Linked DNA regions of Mus musculus: regions 1 and 3 are each linked to region 2. A link is a loop called in an ENCODE intact Hi-C map of the cell type or tissue named here. Cell type or tissue: left cerebral cortex. All regions are shown on one strand. Links, peaks and the distances in the headings refer to the core of each region. The heading gives the core; the rest is flanking DNA.

The links. Peaks named below come from ENCODE experiments on the same cell type or tissue, not always from the same donor. Only the 100,000 strongest peaks of a DNase experiment are listed, where the experiment ranks them.
Region 1: it touches region 2 in a loop (2.4-fold over the local background); 5 of 42 quality-filtered maps call a loop at or near these places.
Region 3: a loop joins it to region 2, with 2.8 times the contacts of the local background. A loop is called at or near these places in 5 of 42 quality-filtered maps.

The regions. Positions count from the first base shown.
Region 1 is chr2:178,186,108-178,192,193 of GRCm38, reverse strand. The region is part of intron 1 of Phactr3 (phosphatase and actin regulator 3); the gene reads right to left. Among named protein-coding and RNA genes, the nearest start is that of Phactr3, 47 kb to the right of the region's middle. In left cerebral cortex, for the core only: a CTCF peak has its summit at 4,560 (motif pointing left); a DNase peak (open chromatin) is centred at 2,997; H3K27ac peaks cover 861 bases.
Region 2 is chr2:178,141,495-178,147,580 of GRCm38, reverse strand. Phactr3 (phosphatase and actin regulator 3) reads right to left here and starts at 5,648. Exons shown (of 13, transcript NM_028806.2): 1 at 5,082-5,648. The coding sequence starts at 5,196. In left cerebral cortex, for the core only: CTCF peaks have their summits at 3,488 (motif pointing left) and 4,754; DNase peaks (open chromatin) are centred at 3,242, 4,413, 4,539, 5,067 and 1 more place; H3K4me3 peaks cover 3,171 bases; H3K27ac peaks cover 2,976 bases.
Region 3 is chr2:178,199,390-178,205,475 of GRCm38, reverse strand. All of the region lies in intron 1 of Phactr3 (phosphatase and actin regulator 3), which reads right to left. Among named protein-coding and RNA genes, the nearest start is that of Phactr3, 60 kb to the right of the region's middle. In left cerebral cortex, for the core only: no CTCF peak of the experiment used is centred there; DNase peaks (open chromatin) are centred at 820 and 3,590; H3K27ac peaks cover 2,631 bases.

The DNA of each region.
Region 1 (6,086 bases), core at 679-5,678, 44 kb before region 2:
AATGGTGCTCATACCCACAAAGAGCCAGCCTGGGCTAAAAGCAAACTAGCCAAATCCCAACACTGGGTTCTGTGCCTTCAGCATGGTCCAGGTCCTTCCTCAAGTGCAGGTGGGAGATCTGAACCCTGCTTCTGCCTCAAGAGGGACATTGGGCTCCTTCCTTCTCAGTGTCTGCCTAGATAACAGGTACACCTGTCCAGGGCTGAAACAAAGAGTTCAGCAGAGCAAAGCCTCGGGGATATGAACTGGGGGAAAGAGAGAGAGAAGGGAAAAAGGATGAGGGGGCAATAGAGAGATGAAGGAACCCCAAGAGTGAGCTCCAACCCAGAGCCAGGTCTTCCGCAGAAAATTCCTGGGGGGAAATTGCACATCTATTGCATGTTTGCTAAGAGCCATGTCCCATTAAGGATTCTGGATAATCTAATTCCACAGTCATTGATGACACTGAGAAGTTGCCTCTGTCCTTTGCAGAGTCCTTGCCCAGCTAATGACACCTTTAAGCCCCATCCTGACTCAGAGGAAGCCAGCCTAGGGCACTCAGCTGGCCTAAGGATACAGAAGGCTGGAGGGTTTGAATGAGTCATTATTCGATCCAGGGTCATGGTGGGGGCAGCTGTGGAGTTGGGGGATGGCTTCTGGTCCTATTGAGCTGGCCTCACTCTGGGTTGATCTATGAGCAGACATTTCTATATCTATAAGGAGATGGGCTACTCAAAGCTGACCAACTGCCTTGAGATCTGATAATCTACATCCCAGCACCCCATCACATCAGCACTACTGGAACATCTCAGGCAATGTGCCTCAGGTGGGAGTTTTCAGGCTGGTCACAGGAAGCCACTGAAAGGTTGGTCATTTGAAGGTAATGTTGTGCTTCTGTGCAAAAATAACAAGCCATTATTTAAGAAGACACAGGGTGAGGAGCCGGAGTCCAGCCAGACTAGCTTAAGGGGAAAGTGGATAATAGAGAGGAACTTCCAGAGTCCCAGGCTCCTAGACCTGCAGCCAGTACCTGTGCCTTCTCTCCATCTCTCTGGCCCCTGATGTGCCTGGTGCACAGAGGACAGCCAGCTGCATCTCAGCCTGGTCTCTGCTTCAGTCTCTCAATCTGTATGTTTCTCGTTTTGTCTTTCTCTCTTCACTGTTTCTCTGTGTCTGTCTTTAGCTTTTTCTCTCTGTCTCTTTCTTTGTGTGTGTGTCTGTCTATATATATCTGCCTCCAAATTACCAGTGTAACTGTCACAAACAGGCATTCCCTGAGTCCTGCACCAAACATCCCTCTCTATTCTGCACCGCTCACTGATTCTCTGGAGCACTAGCTCTAGCCTTATGTCCCTGTGCAGTAGACCAGGGGCCCCGTGTTTTGGCTGGGACAGGTAGATTTGGGGGATATGTGAGTGGTCCCCAAATCAGGCTCCAGGCTGATGGCATGGCACTTGATGGCAAAGGGTGTCTTCACAAAGGGTGTTTCTGTGAGGCTAGGAAAGGAGCCACAGAAAGTATTATAGAGCCCAAGTGAGGAGGAGCCAGCTTTGGCTACCACACCAGGGGTATCCAGCAGGTACCAGACTCATAGTCCCTCTTTCTCTACATCTAGGTCCCTGCATCTAGATTCTTTTTGGATTTTCAGTCTTCTTCACAGACTGTCCTTGGGGGCTAGGCCCAAGCGCTTCCACGCTCCTGCTGATAAGCCCACACTCCACCTCAGTTTGCCTGGCCAAATTAACTATAACCTTTAGTGTTCCTGTGACCATTGATGTCCCACAGGGCCTCAGTGGTCTCCTTACAATTCCTAGTACCCCTGGGAAGATGAAATCCCCCACTTTGGCATCACAAGCCCTCCACATTCAACACAGAACCAATCAAGTCACCACAACCAGGCCACTAGGATACTCACTTTAACCCACCCCTACCTTCCCATGAGAACACGACACACCTGTGTTCCTTCTTCACTCAGACCGCTAATCTTGCCCTCTACTAAGATATGGAAGTTGCATTGGCCTCCCTCCCCCTCAGTCCCTCCCTCAGCTCCCACAGGGCATTTCTACCCAGTTCAACCTGGAGTCCATGGGCACCCTTCCTAACTGGCGCTTGGCCATCACTGCAATGTCTTGGTCCCACCCTCTGTTTTCAATGCCCAAGTGCATAGCTTATGATCCCAACATTGTGCTTTGGAACAAGTTCATTTCACTTGAACTCAGAGAGGCACAAATAGCTCCATTGTCTTTACTCAGCCCAGCCAATTCTCTACCTGTTCCCCGGGCATTATGGGGTCCACCGAAATCAAACACCTTGGTGTGAGGAAGCAGCACAGGCCAGACCAGCCCTTTGGAGTGGCAACTGTTTTTGTTTTATGAAGCTGTGGTGGTTTGTAGGCTTGGTCCAAGGGGTGGCACTATTTGGTGGTGTGGCCTTGTTGGTGGAAATGTGTCACTGTGGGCATGGGCTTTAAGACCCTCCTCCTAACTATGTAGGAGCCAGTCTTCTCCTAGTGGCCTTCAGATGAAGATGTAGAACTCTCAGTTCCTCCTGCACCATGCCTGCCTGGATGCTGCCATGCTCCAGCTAAGATGATAATGGAGTGGACCTCTGGACCTGTAAGCTAGTCCCAATTAAATGTTGTCCTTATAAGAATTGCCTTGGTCATGGTGTTTGTTCACAGCAGTAAAACCCTAACTAAGACAGAAGCCTAGAATATTTGCCTACTCAAATTTATGTCTCAGAATCTATCATGAGAAAAATATAAGCTATTGCAAATACTATGAATGCTACAGACATAAAGGAGTCCCTGCGATGTTAGTAATCACAGCAAACATTTCAGAGCTCTGAAAAATGCCCCCACACCAGGGGCACAGCTAAGTAAATTTTGCTAAAGTGAGTGTTTCCCTGGGAGACTGCTTGTGCCGTGCCTGCAATTTGGGAAATGAAACTTCAATTTAGACTACTTGAAATAGATGCTTTCGCTTGATTACAAAATAAGACAAAACCAGCAAGCCAGGTGCAAAGTAAGCAGGCTGCACCAGTGAGGGGAGAAATAGATTGTTCATGAGAGAGGGGGAAGGGCAGAGGAGCCTGAAGAGGCCTAATCTCCAACCTCATGGAGACTGAAAGACATGGGGTGAATGGGAGAGGGCTTACACAGAGGCACAGCAGGAGCTGAGTGAAGAAGAGGCATGGTGCTCCTGGTGAGTGTCAAAGGGGAGCCTTGAGCCAGGATCTGAATGCCTTTGCTTTTCTGATCCCCCATACCGATTAGCAAACAGCCCTTTGGTCTCAGCCCTAGAAGGAAGCAATGAGCTGAACACACCCAAGTGTATGTATGATGTCTGCAACCAACAAGGGACCCACACCATGGGCTCCGGGAGGACGCTGGGAGTTGGACTGAGATAAAACATAAGGCTGAGATTCAAAGGCACAGCAGCCAAGTGTGGTCTTGGGGATCCAGGCTGGGTCATCATGTGTTTGGAACCATGCCAGTGAAGAAGGTTCCGTGGAGGAGCCTCTGAAAGGGCTAGAGGTCAAAGTCACCAGGAGGCTGAGAGGCAGCGCCGTGATTAGGGCGAGGAGCTGTTCCGGTTCATTTTGAAGAAGAATCATCCTGCATGGTGCAAGGTCAGGGCTACCATCAAGAGATGAGCAGCTGAGCTGAGAGGGAGGGAGGAAAGCCATGCCCACCAAGAGATGAGCTGCCGAGCTGAGGGAGGGAGAAGAGCCATAGTTTTTGATCTCCTTTCAACCTGGAAGTTCTCTTTATCACATCCACATTCTATGTCCTTTAGGGGGGTTTGTCTTTTTGCCTCCCTTTTATTTATTCGTTTTTATGCCCATTTATTTGCCTATTTATTATGTGTGTGTGAGGGAGAATGGAGTGTGTCTGTGAATGTCTGTATATAAGAGTATGTGGTGTGTGTGCATTGTGTGTATGATGTATGTGCATGTGTGTGTGGTGGTGTGTATGTATGTGTGTGTGATATGTACACGTGTGTGTATGTGTGTGTGATGTGTGCACATGTATGTATATGTGTGTGTGCATGTGCTGCAGCACATATGTGCGTGTCCAAGGACAACTTATAGAAGTTAGTTCCTGATATCATGTGTGTCCCACAGGACTGAACTTAAGCCCTCAGGCTAGGCAGCAAGCACTCTCAGAACCAACTCGGCCACCCCTCCTTATCCTATCATTCCCTGATCTTCTACACAAAGTGGATCTTTGGCAAAAAGAACTTACTATGAAAGGAGTCTTATCTCTCCTAGTGGTTTGGGGGAAAGGAGGGTCAAAGGAAAATAGGCACCTATCAATCACCTATGCTCAAGAGGAAGTGGGAAATTCCACACCACTGTGTGACCCTAGTGTCATCCTAGCCATGTGTTCAGAGGACTCTAAACGCTGAGTCTCACACAGAATGCTCTCATTAAAGTAAAGCCTAGGAGCTAGAGAGATGGCTCAGCAGTGAGAGCACTTGCTGCTCTTCCACAAGACCTGAGCTCGGTTCCCAGTACCCATAACAGGCAACTCTCAACTGCCTGTGACTTCAGCCCCAGGGTATCTGGTGCCCTCTTCTGGCCTCCATGGGCACTGCACTCACATGCATACACACACACACACACACACACACACACACACACAGTTGCACATGCATGCATACACACACAGACATATACAGAATTGCACATGCATGCACACATGCAAACACAAATGAATGAAAATAAAACACTTGCCTTGAGAGGCAGCTCAGCACTCAAGAACACTTGTCTCTCTTGAGAAGACCCTAGATAGGCCCCCAAACCCAGACAGTGCTCCTGGCCATCTCTAACTTCAGTTCCAGGGCACTCAGTGCCCTCTTCTGCCTTCTGTGAGCACAAGGCATGTATGCGGCCCACAGACATATGTGGAGACAAAGCACACATATGCATAAAATAAATACATCCCTAAAATAAAAATTAAAAAAAAAACATAAAACCTCAAAACACAGAGCTGACCAGGTCCTATAAGCACAACCAAATGCTCCCAGTTTGCCTGCAGCCCCACTGCAACAATGTTTCATCTTCCACTAAGAGATAGCCTAAAGTCCACAAAATCCCAGAGTCCACCCCAAGGCCACACAGCTTGGAAAGGGCATGGCAGGGCTGGATGAGAGCTAGTCAGTGGGCCCCAGGACCTACACATATCATCAGCGAGATAGGTCAGCGGCAGCAGGGTGTGTGTGCATCATGTCGTGCAAGGCTCAGGACCCTCAGTGAACTGAGTATGTGATGCATACGTCAGAACTTCAGTCACTATGGCAGAGTGTATCAAAAGCTGTTCAAACTCACGCATGACAAAAAATTAACGTAAGGGTATCACTAGAGGCAGCCCTGCGACATATAAGTCCATGCGTCTTTCTGGTCCAGTGGTCTAGAGTCCTAATGCTGGTGTCTGTCTTCCAAAGCCACTAGCAACTCCATCCTGGAACCATCCTGGTATGGGCTGAACCTTAGCTATTTCCCACAGGCTCCTGTAGTGGCAGCTTAGTTGCTGTCCAAAGGGCTTTGTGGAGTGGCTGGATCCAGAGGCCTCTGCTCTAATGGGAGAATCAACCCACTGACAAACTGAAAGTGTGAATAGACTGTTGGGGGGAGTGGCAGAGCTTGGAAGGTGGGACCTGGATTGAGGAAGTGTGTCACTGGGGACATATCTTTGAAGGGTCTATCTTTTCCTCTCATGAGAATGCTCTCTCCTTCCTATCCATCATGGTGTGCCATATTGCCCTCACACCCATGATTGTAACCATGAACCTGAAGGAAACAGCACCTCCCTGAAGCCACTTAGATTGGGTACATCACCACATGTCCACAGTAATTCCCCTTCCTCCCAGAGGTGTATGGAAGACTGTGTCCTGAAGACTCACATCCACTCAGACTTCAGAGAGGGATCTCACTTAGAAATGAGGTCTTTGCTACCCTCCGAAAGACCCAACAAGCACCTGAAAGAGTCAGATGCAGTTATTTGCACCCAACCAATGGATAGAAGCAGCTGACCCCTGTTGTTGAATTAAGGAAGGCTGAAAGAAGCTGAAGAGGAGGGCGACCCTGTAGGAAGACCAGCAGTC
Region 2 (6,086 bases), core at 539-5,538:
ACTCTGTTTTCATAAAGCATGTAGTTTTTATTTTTAATAACCCTGAAAAACTGACAAGGTAATTACTGCGTAGTTCTACTGCTAATTAAAACATGTAGTCGCTCTGCAAGGGGCCAGAGGGAGATTCCCAGAACTCAGGACTCCAGAGGAAGAGAACACTCGAGGAATACAAATAGAAAGAGCTGTGATCCCTGTTAGCTATACTGTCCTTTGCTCCTCGATACCCCCAGGCAGAGGACCCCATTGAGGGTCAGAGACGAAGGAGTGCCCAGAACCAATGGGCACATCACAGACTCGCTCTTCTGTAGAGTACATGAGAGAAAGAAAGAGAAGGAGACAAAAAAGCTTGAGGCAGTCTCCAGGGTGGGAACGGAGGCAGGGCCCAGAGTGGGAGGTCACAGGGCAAGTGAAAGTTTCCAGGAGGCCAGAGGCAGCTGGATACAGAGCTGTGGGAGAAGGTGTTAAGACCGACTGTCCCATGATGAAACTGTGATAAAGAGAACATTCTAACCAGCTGGAGCTTCTGCCCAGCTATAGGAGGAATGGACCATGGAGGAAGCAGGCACCTCGTCCAGAGTCTACAGGGCTGTGCCTCTCCATCAGTCTGCAACAAGGCAAAGGTGACCCACTTCCGTAGAAGATAGATAGCTGTAAGTTCCTCCTGGATCATTCCCACCTGGCCTATGCCAAACCTCATCAGTTGATAAAGGATAAAGGTCAGGGGGTCACTCCATACCCTAAAATCACAGGATGGCCCTGCCACACAGAGAGACCCTGACCACCACAGACAAGATCACTGAGTGGAGAAGACTTGGTTGGAGGTACTGCCTCATTATACAAATGGTCCCTCCATGTTAAAGCCTGAATGAAGGTCCATCTGAGGCTACGCGAAAACACTCCAAAAGGCATTACAAGTGGCTGTGGGCTGGTCTGTGGTCCTGGCATCTGGAGCCCAAGGAGATGAGCTTCAAGTGGGCAAAGGGGAGACCGAGAGTAGCACAAGGACACACCTGGAAGAACGAACAAGGCGGGAGAACGCTGGAGATGGAAATATAAAGACAGCATGGGGTGCAGGGGGTGACCAGAAACCTGACAGCTCAAGGAGAAAGAGCTGGATTCCCTGGGGACTCTGAGATCCTTGGAAGGAGAGACGCTTGTAGGAACACTCCATGGCTTGTTGCAAGTTTCATTCTGGAAGAAAACCTCACCCCGGATTAGGTACAAAGTACAATTTACAAAAAGAACCCTGCAAATTGCAGAAGGAGCCATGACTGGAGCTGAGACATTGACACACAGGGACAACCAACTTGGGGGAAGTAACTTGAGCCCTGCAAGCCGGTCCACGGCACAGAGGGGGATGCTGAGAAACTGTACAAGAGGAAGCCACAAGAACACGCTCAGTGCAACTGAGGAATTGCAAGTTATCACAGATCCCATTTGTCACCCTTCGTGCTAAGAAACACAAACTCATGACCTGGGGTATTGGCAAGATTTGGGGCAGAAGGTAGTGTCACCGTCTGCAACAGCTCCCGTAAGAAGTGTGAAACAGTATATACTGAGCAGAAAGGGCAATGTCATCACCGTAACAAGTGTGGACTCCTATGGCTCGGAGATCCCATGAGCTGGCATCCGGCTATCATAAGAGCACTAATCAGACTTTGCTCAGGACACCAGCACCATGTTATCCACCATGGGTAAACACGGGACACAACACAACTCCTCACAGCTAAACTAGAAAGCACATTCCTCAGACTATCGCTGCATGACTGCTTACAGAGAGGAGGCGGCTGGGAAATGCTGTCCTCTGAGTACAACAGGTATTATCTCTGTCCCATCTACTGGGACTATCTGCAAAAGACCCCTGAGGTCAGGTGCATTGACTGCAAAGATTCTCTTACAGAGGAGGGGCTAGAGGGCTAATGAACTCCGACCTGAGATCCCAGCCCCTCCTCTCCTCCTCTCCCTGTTAGTTGTATATAATTCTGTCCTACGTCCTTAATGAAATGTGACCTTGTAGCCTTGGGAAGTGCTACAGTATATGAGACCATGGAGGGGTAAAGAACTCCATTCATCCACCCTGGACGGTTGGCCATGCAGTTGTTATCCATGCTGGGGTTAGATCCTCTGGTAGTGGAGCTGTTTTGAAGTTGCCGACATTCCCGTAAGTAGCCACTCATCTATGTTCTGTAAGGAAACCCAATAAACTCTCAGGTTTTTCCATATTAGATTTTGATAGAATTGTGTCTAGATCAGTCATTGGTTTTCTAGAGGGAAGGACTAGCCATTCAGTTACATCTCCTCAGGGCGAGAGTTCTCTAAACAGACATAGACACAGTGGTATGGTAAGCTCCCCATAGCCAAGGCAATTAGATCACACAGTGAAGACTTGCCCACATGCCACACCCCTGTGGCTGTTTTCCACCCATCTGGTCCTGTATCAGGAAGGGAAGAGCAAATATCAGAGTGGGGGACTACAAGGTAGTACTGATGGGGAGAACGAGGGGCCAAAGCAGCCTGAGCTTGGTTTTCCAAGAACGTTTTTGAGATTTGACTAAGAGAATGTCGTTAAATTCAAAATGCCTTGAGGAAGGGTAAAAGCAATTTAGGACTGTTTTATAAAAACAAAGACTCTAGATGGAGGTAGGCCATTCTTCTATGTACCTGAATCTGGCCATTGTGCCGCTACTGGCTGGGTTCAGCATTCAGGAGTGCCCAGCTAGAGCAGCAGGTAGCCAGAGGGAAGGGAACCTGCATGGAGGGTCAAATGAAGGGCTGTGACAAGAACTGACTAGAACATCAGACTCTCTGGAAGCCCTGGCACATCCCAGGCAGTCAGGTGGTACATCACATTTAGCTTGTCTCCCACAACCTTCCACATATGCAAGCACCTTCCACACCCCACCCTTACTGTTTCAGGTTTGTGGATGTCTCTCAACCTGAAGATTTTCTCTTTGGCCAGAACTCCACTGCTGAACACAATCCACAGATGCTCAATACCTGGCCCTACAGTTCATAGAGTTTTAGACTTTTCACTCCCCCATAGCTGCTCGCTTGGCTCCATTCTAACCATTCTAACCTGTCGACGGCTCCAGCACATGTCCTCCCATGCTAGATTTCATCCTGGGCGTCGGAGCCCTCCTCCCTGCTCCCTCGTGGACAGATAGCAGCCCACCTGCCAAACCTGTTACTGCCTCCCACGGATGCATCAGCTCATGGACAGCCAAAGAGCTAAATCCACCATCATTTCAAGTTTGCCTCTTTTTACTGCCAAAGAGACAAAGGAGTGGAAGTAGTTGTCTGGTAAGGGACCATTCACCTTCCACAGTATCTCTGAGAGCTAGGAAAGCTATCTGCCATGGGTGTTACACAGGACTAAGGGAAGACTTCATTAATGACTTAAGGGTCTGCTTGCTGCAGCCTGCCCTGGAAACTATGGAAATCAACTTGCCCTCCTAGAGTCAGGGACTCCCTCTCCTGGCACATTGAGGTGAGCAGATGTGACTGACTCTGCCAAAGTCCTAACAAAGACATCTTATAAGACTCGGTGGGTTTATGGCTTAAAATTTCCATAACAGGTCCTGGTACCCACAGAGCTACTTTATTTTTGTTTATTTATTTATGTTGGTTATTGCATTTTATTTACATTTCAAATGTTGTTGCCTTCCTGGTTTCCCCTCCACAAAACCTCTCATCCCATCCCCACTGCCCTTTACCTCTATGAGGGTACTCCCCTATCCACTCCCCCCCCAATTCCCACCTCACTACTCTAGCATCCCCCTACACTGGGGCCTCCACAGGACCAAGGAGCCATGGCTCCCTCCATATGTACTCTGTAGTTGGTGGTTTAGTTCCTGGGAGCTCGTGGGGGTCCAGTTAGTTGATATTGCTGTTCTTCCTGTGAGATTGCAATCCCCTTCAGCTCCTTCCGTCCTCCCCCTCACTCTTCCACTTTGGGTCCCTCAGAGCTACTTTTTAAAAGGGGGTTTTCTGGGCAGTATAGCTCTTATGGAATCTCTCCCTACAAAGGCAGTCTTTGCTGGCCCCTGGGATTTAATGCCATTATTTAACAATCATTTAACACCATTCAGCCCCCATTCATGAGTCCTTGGATTTAAAGAGAAGTGTACAAAGGAAGGCAAGGCAAGGTGTTATCAAACAGCAACTAAGAGGGATTGCACCTCATGAAGACACAGAACTGAGCCCCTCCACTTGACACACACACCAGCTCTGATTTTTTTTTTTTTTTTGAAAGATCCATTTCAGAAGCTCTGACTTCTCCCCAGAAGTGAAAATTGCCTTCTGGTGGAGAAAGGTTTTAATGATCACTTTGCTTCCTGCGTCTCCATGGTGACAGAGCACACAGCCCACCCCCTCCTGCTTCATTAGGCCTTTCTTGGTCCCAAGGAAAGTCATCAATCAAGCCACATAGATGCCTCTGTGACCTGTTTATCACCTAAACAATCCACATTGCCTTGAATGTGGAAGAGTGGACACAGAGCAGAAAGAAACCCCGGCAATGCCCGTTGGCCTCACACCCTTCATTTCCCCACAGCAGCTCTGTCCAGCACACCTGTCCCGGGAGGCGGGCGCGCCCAGGTGCGCCAGACCTGGCTGGAGTCCTGGTGCCCATTGACAGCCTTGGGCACGGTGGCTGCAGGAGTGTACTGCTGCCCTGATCCTTCGGGTGGGGACCCTGTACAGGACCATAGAAGGGCCTGGACAGAGGGCAGAGTAGGCACCAGCCCTGGGCGGAGGTGACACGAAGACCCTTCCACTGGTCAGTCAGCTGCCCACCATGGCACTCCCTACTGGGGGTTCAAAGACCAGCAGCCAGCCAACAGAGCACACTGCAGAATACCTAGCTCTACCAGCAAAGCGGTTCCTCTCTGGACAAAGGGCTCCGAGGCAGCCCTGTTTGCTGGGGACAGGAATCACGGGCCCTCGTGGCACCTGAATCGGATCGCTGTCCCCCCCAGTAAAGGCGGGGGCGGGGGGAGCTGTGGCGCGTGGGGACATGGTCCCCATGCCACCTGCCTCGTGTCTCCCCCACCCCGCCTGGCCGCCCCCGCCGGGCCCAGTACCTGGGTTCTCCCCGGCGTCCGTGGAGGTGGCTGAGGAGTCGCTGAGGAAGCTGGGGTCACTCTGCGAGCGGCCCCGCGACACAAGGCAGCTGCTGCCGTCCTCGGATGCGGCCATGGGAAAGGCGACGCAGGGGCAAGTTGGAGGGAGATGCGGAATCAGAGCATCCTAGGCGGCCAAGGTCACCGGCGAGGGGGCTGGAGAGGGCGTCTTTTTTAAAAGGAAAAGCAAAAGGGACCAGGAAAGAAAAAGAACGGAGGAGGACGCCAGGCTGGCTTCAGGGTGGGGAGACAAAAGCCTTGCAGGCTGCAGCCAGGCGCATCCCGGCTTGCGCGGCCTCGCTTTGTTATTTATTCGTATTTATTCCCATTCTTCTGCTTATATTCCAGGGGAAAAAAAAAAGTTGAACCAGGAAATAAAAACTTTTTCTTGTCAGTGTTTATGGCGTGCTTGGGGCTGGGGGAGATGTCCAGGAATGTCTGGGGGTGCTCCCTCCCCCCACCCCACCCCCCACCCCCCCGAAAAAAAGGGAAAAAGGAGAATCTTTGCTCTTGCAATTGCTTTAATCTGAAAGCTGTTCTTGGAGCATCTGTTGGAAAACATTAGGATTCTCCCATCATGCCATGGGAGGAGCATGACGTCACGAAGCTGGGAGTGAGAATGAGTGGTGATGGGGAGGGGTCTCAAATACCTGGACTGTCAGAGGCCGGGGAGACATATGGACTGGATCGTAGGTTATGATCCGCCCACCACCATACCTGGGGCTCTAGGACAGAAAGCAGCCACATGCCCTCTCCCCCCTCCCCAGTCTTTCCTCCCACCCCGCCCTCCACCAACAGGAAAGGAGGAGCCCTGAGGCGAGGGCGGTGCCTCCCTTGAAGGCACTCTCCAGGCAGATCCTGGCGGCTGGTTTTCCTGGCCCTCCTCTTGGAGATGGTTATGACATGGTCTTCCCTATGCTCACCTATCCACAACGAAAAGGGGGCAGCATCAAGTGCCTGGTCAGG
Region 3 (6,086 bases), core at 679-5,678, 58 kb before region 2:
GATAGAAAAGATCGCACCGGGCTAGGGAGATAGTTCCATTGTAAGGTGTTGACCTTGAAAGCATGCAAATTTGAGTTCACTTCCTAGAAGGTTCATTAAAAAGAAAATCCAGGTGTGGTGCCGAGCTCACAGTTTCATTTCTGAGGAGGTGGAGACAGAAGGATCCCTGGCCTACACAGCAATTTCTAGGTTGCCCCATCTCAAAAACAAGGTAGGCAACATCTGAGGAATGACACCTGACGTGGTTGACCTCTAGCTTCTGCATGCACATGCACATACCTGCACGTACACCTGCATCCATGTGTACATGTGTGCACACTTGAACACATGCATGCACACAGTTACCCATCAGAGACTCAACAGGAGGGCCTAACAGAGGAGGAAACAGAGATGTCTCTGCAGCTTTCCAGGGGGCAGTCCTCAGCACGGTGACCAGGGGAGAGGAAATAAATGGAAATGGCTGTACTCCAGCAGAACACTGGGAAGCAGGACTTGACCGGGGTGAGGATAAGGCACAAATGGAGGCTTGGTGGCTCTCAGATCTCTGGATGCAGCAGCAGGTGATGTAGTCTCCTGGCATCCTGTCCTCCCTCCAAGGTGGCCCTGTAACCTGCAGGGAGCATGGTGCCCACTTGTGAGCACACACGGGTTATGTGTCATCTGACCCCCCCAGGACTCTGCAAAGAGCATGGCAGCTCACTGGTGCTGTGATGAGTGTACATGACAGAGAAGCTGGCTCTGAAGAGGCGCATTTAAAAATACCAGGAGATGCTGGGGTGTATATATAGCAAGAATGAAGCCAGGCACCTCGGCCCACACAGGATGCAAATATGAGCTTCGGAGAGTTCTGTGTTGTGTCTTAAATAGAGGCCTGAGATCTGAACACTGGCAAAGAATAGAAATTAACGCTGGGAACAAGTGTGACATCACCCAGCCTGAGCTGGGGAACCGAGCTGGCGTCCCACGATGCTCTTTGCCTCTCCGTCCTGACCAGGAGAAAAGATCTCACGGTTTGAAGTTTCATTGTTATGTATCTAGTCTTCAATGATTCAACGCACACCACATTGAAAAGGAAGAAAGACTGGAAGATTGCATAGGGAAGACACATGATACAGTGGCCTGTGTGTGCCAAGGCACAGGTCAGAGTTCTGAGCAAGGAGTAGAGGCTTGGCTTTAAAGTTGGACATAGAGCCTCCCTCAACACCAGGAAAGGAGTAATCAGCCATACACTCTCAGGACACAACGCCTAGGCTGATCTGGCTTTTATCACGCTGCACGGGGCTGTGATGAAGAAACTAACCCTACCTGGTGATGAGGTGGAACACCTTACATGGCCCCAAATGATCCCTTCCAATGTCGCCGGCTGGCTCGGGTGCGAGCTAGAGCACTCTACAAAGGTGTCAAGAATCCTCCTTTGCACTGCCTTTGTAGGTTTTGCTCTGTGAATACACTCAGATGCATAAACTGTATGATTTATATTCTAATGAACTTATTTTAGACACAGAAATGAACTTATCTATGAAAGAAACTTTACATTTTGACTCTACTAGAAATATCGGAATCAATTTCCAAAAATGTTACACACACACACACACACACACACACACAATGGATACAAGTCAATGTAATTACTACATTCTGGCAAGACTCTGTGCCCTGTCCTGGGTCTATGCCTGAAGCTGTTCTCTGATCTTTAGACAAGTGAATACAGCCAGTATTGGGCATCAAAGGTAGTGTCAGCCATAAGTAAAGTGTTCTTCTCTATGTGGATGCTTGGAGGGCTTGAGAAAGGTATAAGGGGAAATGGTCATTTGACCCAGGGGCTTGGTAGGTTCAAACCTCAGGGTGGGTCACAACTACAATGCATGCTCCCCACAAGCAAGACCTGGAATGTGTTGCTAGTAGCAACAAAGTGTTTGATTGGGACGAGTATACATCCTGTACCCCTAAGAGGAATGGACTGACAGTATTTCTTTCCATGTCCATGAAAGGATCTATGTGTAACAGATTGGAAATCCCGAAGTGGGTCCTGTGCCACCAAGGGAGCTCCAGAGTCTTCCTCGACTCCCTGGAGGCTCGAGGCCACACTCAGCAGAGCAGTCACGTCATGCGTCAGCTTGCATGGATTCCAGGATTGTGAATCTGCTACATCCACTTGACACTGCTAAGGAAGATTGTCCAGTCCCCAGTGATGCTGGCCTGTGTCCTAGCTTTCTATTTAACTCTCCACAATTTTCATCAAATCCACTCACTCCTGCTCCATAGTTTGAACTCTATTACAAAGAACCACATCTCCCTCATCATCACCACCTCAAACGTTGGAACGATCTGCATCACCATACCCATGATAACAATGCTCACCACCACCACCAGTAGTACCATCATAATACTGCCACCACCATCACGGTCATCACCATTATAATCGTCACCATCACTATGGCTTCCATTGTCATCCTCACTATCATCCCTGCCAACAGTAAAGCCGGTATCAACACCATCAAAGCTATCATCATTTCACCATCACCATCCTTTCCTTTCCTTCACTGTGATCACTGTCAACATTACCACCATCATCCCCATCATTATCACCATCACCATGACTACCACTGTCAACACAATCACCACCAGCAGCTCTATCAAATGCACTACCACCATTATTCACATTGTATTACTACTACCGCCATCACCAACACAATCACCACTATTACTATCACCACCACTGACAGTCTCACACCAGCTCACATTCAGACAATACTTACTATACACCAAGTGAGTGCTATTCCAGTTCTGGCTGGTTCCAGGACTATGAATGTAACAGGCTCATGTAATCTTCCCAACAGCCCTGGAATAATGTACTATCGTTTACTCTGCTTGTTTAGGTAAGGATAGAGAGCTGCTGATGGATAAATACGGTTGTCAGGGTTACTTGATCAGTAAATGGTTAGGCTGAGGCCACATCTAGGCAACCAGCCCAGCCCATACATACCCTGCCCTCTCTCTTCACCCTTATTCTGCTTCTAGTCAAAAAGGAAGTGTGATTCTGGACACAAAGAACTGGACACCCTGTAGGGTGCCTACCACATGCCATAGCACATAAGAGATAGGTGTGCCTTAGAAGTTGGCACCTTACAAATTCATGTAAGGACAGGGAAAGCAGGGTGCAAGACCACTCCCCACACCTCAGACCTTCCTCCTTTAGCCACCCAATTGTCCTGAGGGCCCTCTGCTCCAGGCAACATGGTGTAGGCAGTGATTGGCAAGGTGGCTGTCTTTATGTCAGGAAGGTTCTCACCAAAAGAAGCAACACACCAGCAGGCACTGCTATGAAGGAAGACATGGGAGTTGAGATGGCTCTTTAGGGTGACTATGGAAGGCTGCTCTTAGGAGCTATCAAAGAACAACAGGCTGGCCAAGCAACAAGTGTCAGATGTTCTTAGAGGGAAAACAGGAGCAACGGCCCTGAGGCAGGAGAGTCTTTCAAACTGAGGAGTGGCCAGTGTGCAACAAGTACAGAGACAATAAATGTCTGTGCCAAACCCACCACACACCCAGCAGAGCTCAACACCCACACATTTACTAAGCCTCAGGACAAGCTGTGAGGGAGGTAGCCCTTGTCATTGGAGCTTTGCAGACTAGGAAAGCATGAAGTCGAGTTGGGGAACCAACACACAGTGGTGCCAGGTTTCAAACCCAGATGGCTCAGCTCCCAGGCACAACTTTAAACCACCAGGCTGTGTGGCCTGTGCTCCCCAGGAATGAGGCTTGAGACTAGATTTCACAGCCTGTGGTTGGTTGAGTCTGGGGTTTGTGCACAGGATGATGGGAAAAGGGGATGAAAGACAAAGTCAAAGAGCAGCTGAGCAGAAACCCAGTCAGAGAGGCTGGAACATGAGGCAGGAACCCTGCAGGAAGCTGCATGGTCTCCTAGGGTCCGTGTATCTTACAGTGACGAGGAGCCTGAGGCCCTGGTGTGGTGAAGGGGGAGATTCAAGGTTCCATACAGCAGGGGCTAGATGTGAAGGGCTAGGGAAGGAGGGAAAGGCTGTTTTTGGCCAGGGGACCGTGTAAGCATGTGGTTGGATGCTAGACTGTGAGGACCAGCCAGGCTCAATGGCCCAGGACCTACCATGGCTGGCGTTTATGACAGATCTGTTCACTCTCGCCTCCTTCCTTCTGACACTTTCTAAACACCCCCAAGATGCCTGGACTGGAAAACTGATCAATACATCCCACTTTTTAGAGTCCCCAGCAGAAAACTGATCAATAGATTCCACTTTTTGGAGGCCTCAGCACAAACAAAGTTCCAGGAACTTGGGGTCTCCATAGGATTGACCCCCAAGGCAAACCCCACAAAGGTCCATGGGGGCGTCTCAGGAAATCAAACCTCTTTTGCTATGCACTTCTCAGCAGCCATGTGGTGAACGATAACTCCTACCTCCAATATAAAATGCCGAGCTATCACCCTATCCTTCCCAGAGTACCCCACACAGAAGAACAATGGCTGCCTGTGGCCCAGAGATGCCACAGTCAAAGCAACTAGGAAAACAGCTGCATCCCCGTGCTGCATCCATCGCTCTGCAGTGAAAGAGGTCAGATCTGCCATTGCACGTCAGGCACTGAGAACCAGCAACCAGAGAGAGATTGATATAAACACTTAGTGGCAAAACTCACATGCAAAGAAACCCCACGCAGGGCTGGAGAGATGGCTCAGCAGTAAAGAGCGCGTGGGTCTTAGTTACAGTTACTATTGCTGCGGCGAGACACCATGGCCAAAGCGAGTTGAGTAGGGAAGGGTTTGTTAGGCTTACATTTCCATATCACCGTTCACCATGGAACAAAGTCAGAACAGGAGCTCCAACAGGACAGGAACCAGAAGGCAGGAGCTGTTGCAGAGGCCATGGAGGGGTGCTGCTCATTGGCTTGCTCTCTGTGGCTAGCTTATCGTGCTTTCTCATAGAACGCAGGACCACCAGCCCAGGGATGGCACTACCTATAATGGGCTGGGCCCTCCCCATTAATCACTAATTAAGAAAATGCCCTTATAGGCTTACCTCCAGCCTGATCTCACAGGAGCATCCCCTAATTGATGTCCCTCTTTCTCAGATGGCTTTAACTTGTGTCAAATTGGCATAAAATTATCCAGCACAACTCATTTGGTTCTCAGAAACCATATGGATGGTTCATAAACCACATGTAACTACAGCCCCAGGGGATCCAACATTCTCTTCTGTGAGAGCACCGCACACACTAGCATGGAGATACACACACATAATGAATGAACGAACGAAAAAAATGGATGTGGAAGTCTCATTCAAGAAGCAGATTGCTTAACTTCAAAAGACCAAACTCCACTGATAATGCTCCCAGAGAATGAAAGCCTGCGGGCCACTAACCATCCCAGTGGGGCCTGTGCTGCTTCCTGAGATACACCCCACTTTCTCGTTCTCAGATTACCATCTTCAAAATCTGATGAGGAGAAACCAGCTTGCCAGTAGATATGGGTGGAATGTGAGATACCCCTTATATGCTCCTATGCTTAAACACTCCCTCCCCATCTGATACTGCCATGTTGGAGCTTCCAGAAGATGCAGACAACCTGGGAGAAAACAAGGCTGCTGGATGTTGGCCCTGAGAGCCTGGCTGGAGAGCCCTGCTCTCTGGTCTGCTGGGATGCAGGGAATGCCAGCCCCACTCTCCTACCACCATGAGCTCTCCTTGATGGTCAGCATCCTCTCACACTGTGAGTCCAAATAAGCCCACCCTCACTTAAGCTGCTTCCAGAGAGCATTCTGTCTCCAAGATGAGAAGGAATGGAATATTTAGCAGAGAGTCAAGACGGCCTCCAAGCTTCCTGGTTCTACACTCCCCAGTGATCAGCTGCTCCAGTCAGCGCCTCCTCAAGGGTCAGGCACAGAGAAGATCATGAAGTGACTCAGGGTATCCATGGACCTAAGCGACATAACAGGCATCAGTATCTCTTCAGTTCCTTCTAACCTTCTCAGACCATAATCTGGCACTCGTTTGCCTGTGACATCCTGACACCTGTTGGTGTTGTATTTACAAAGTTCGGAGAGTCCTCTGGCCTG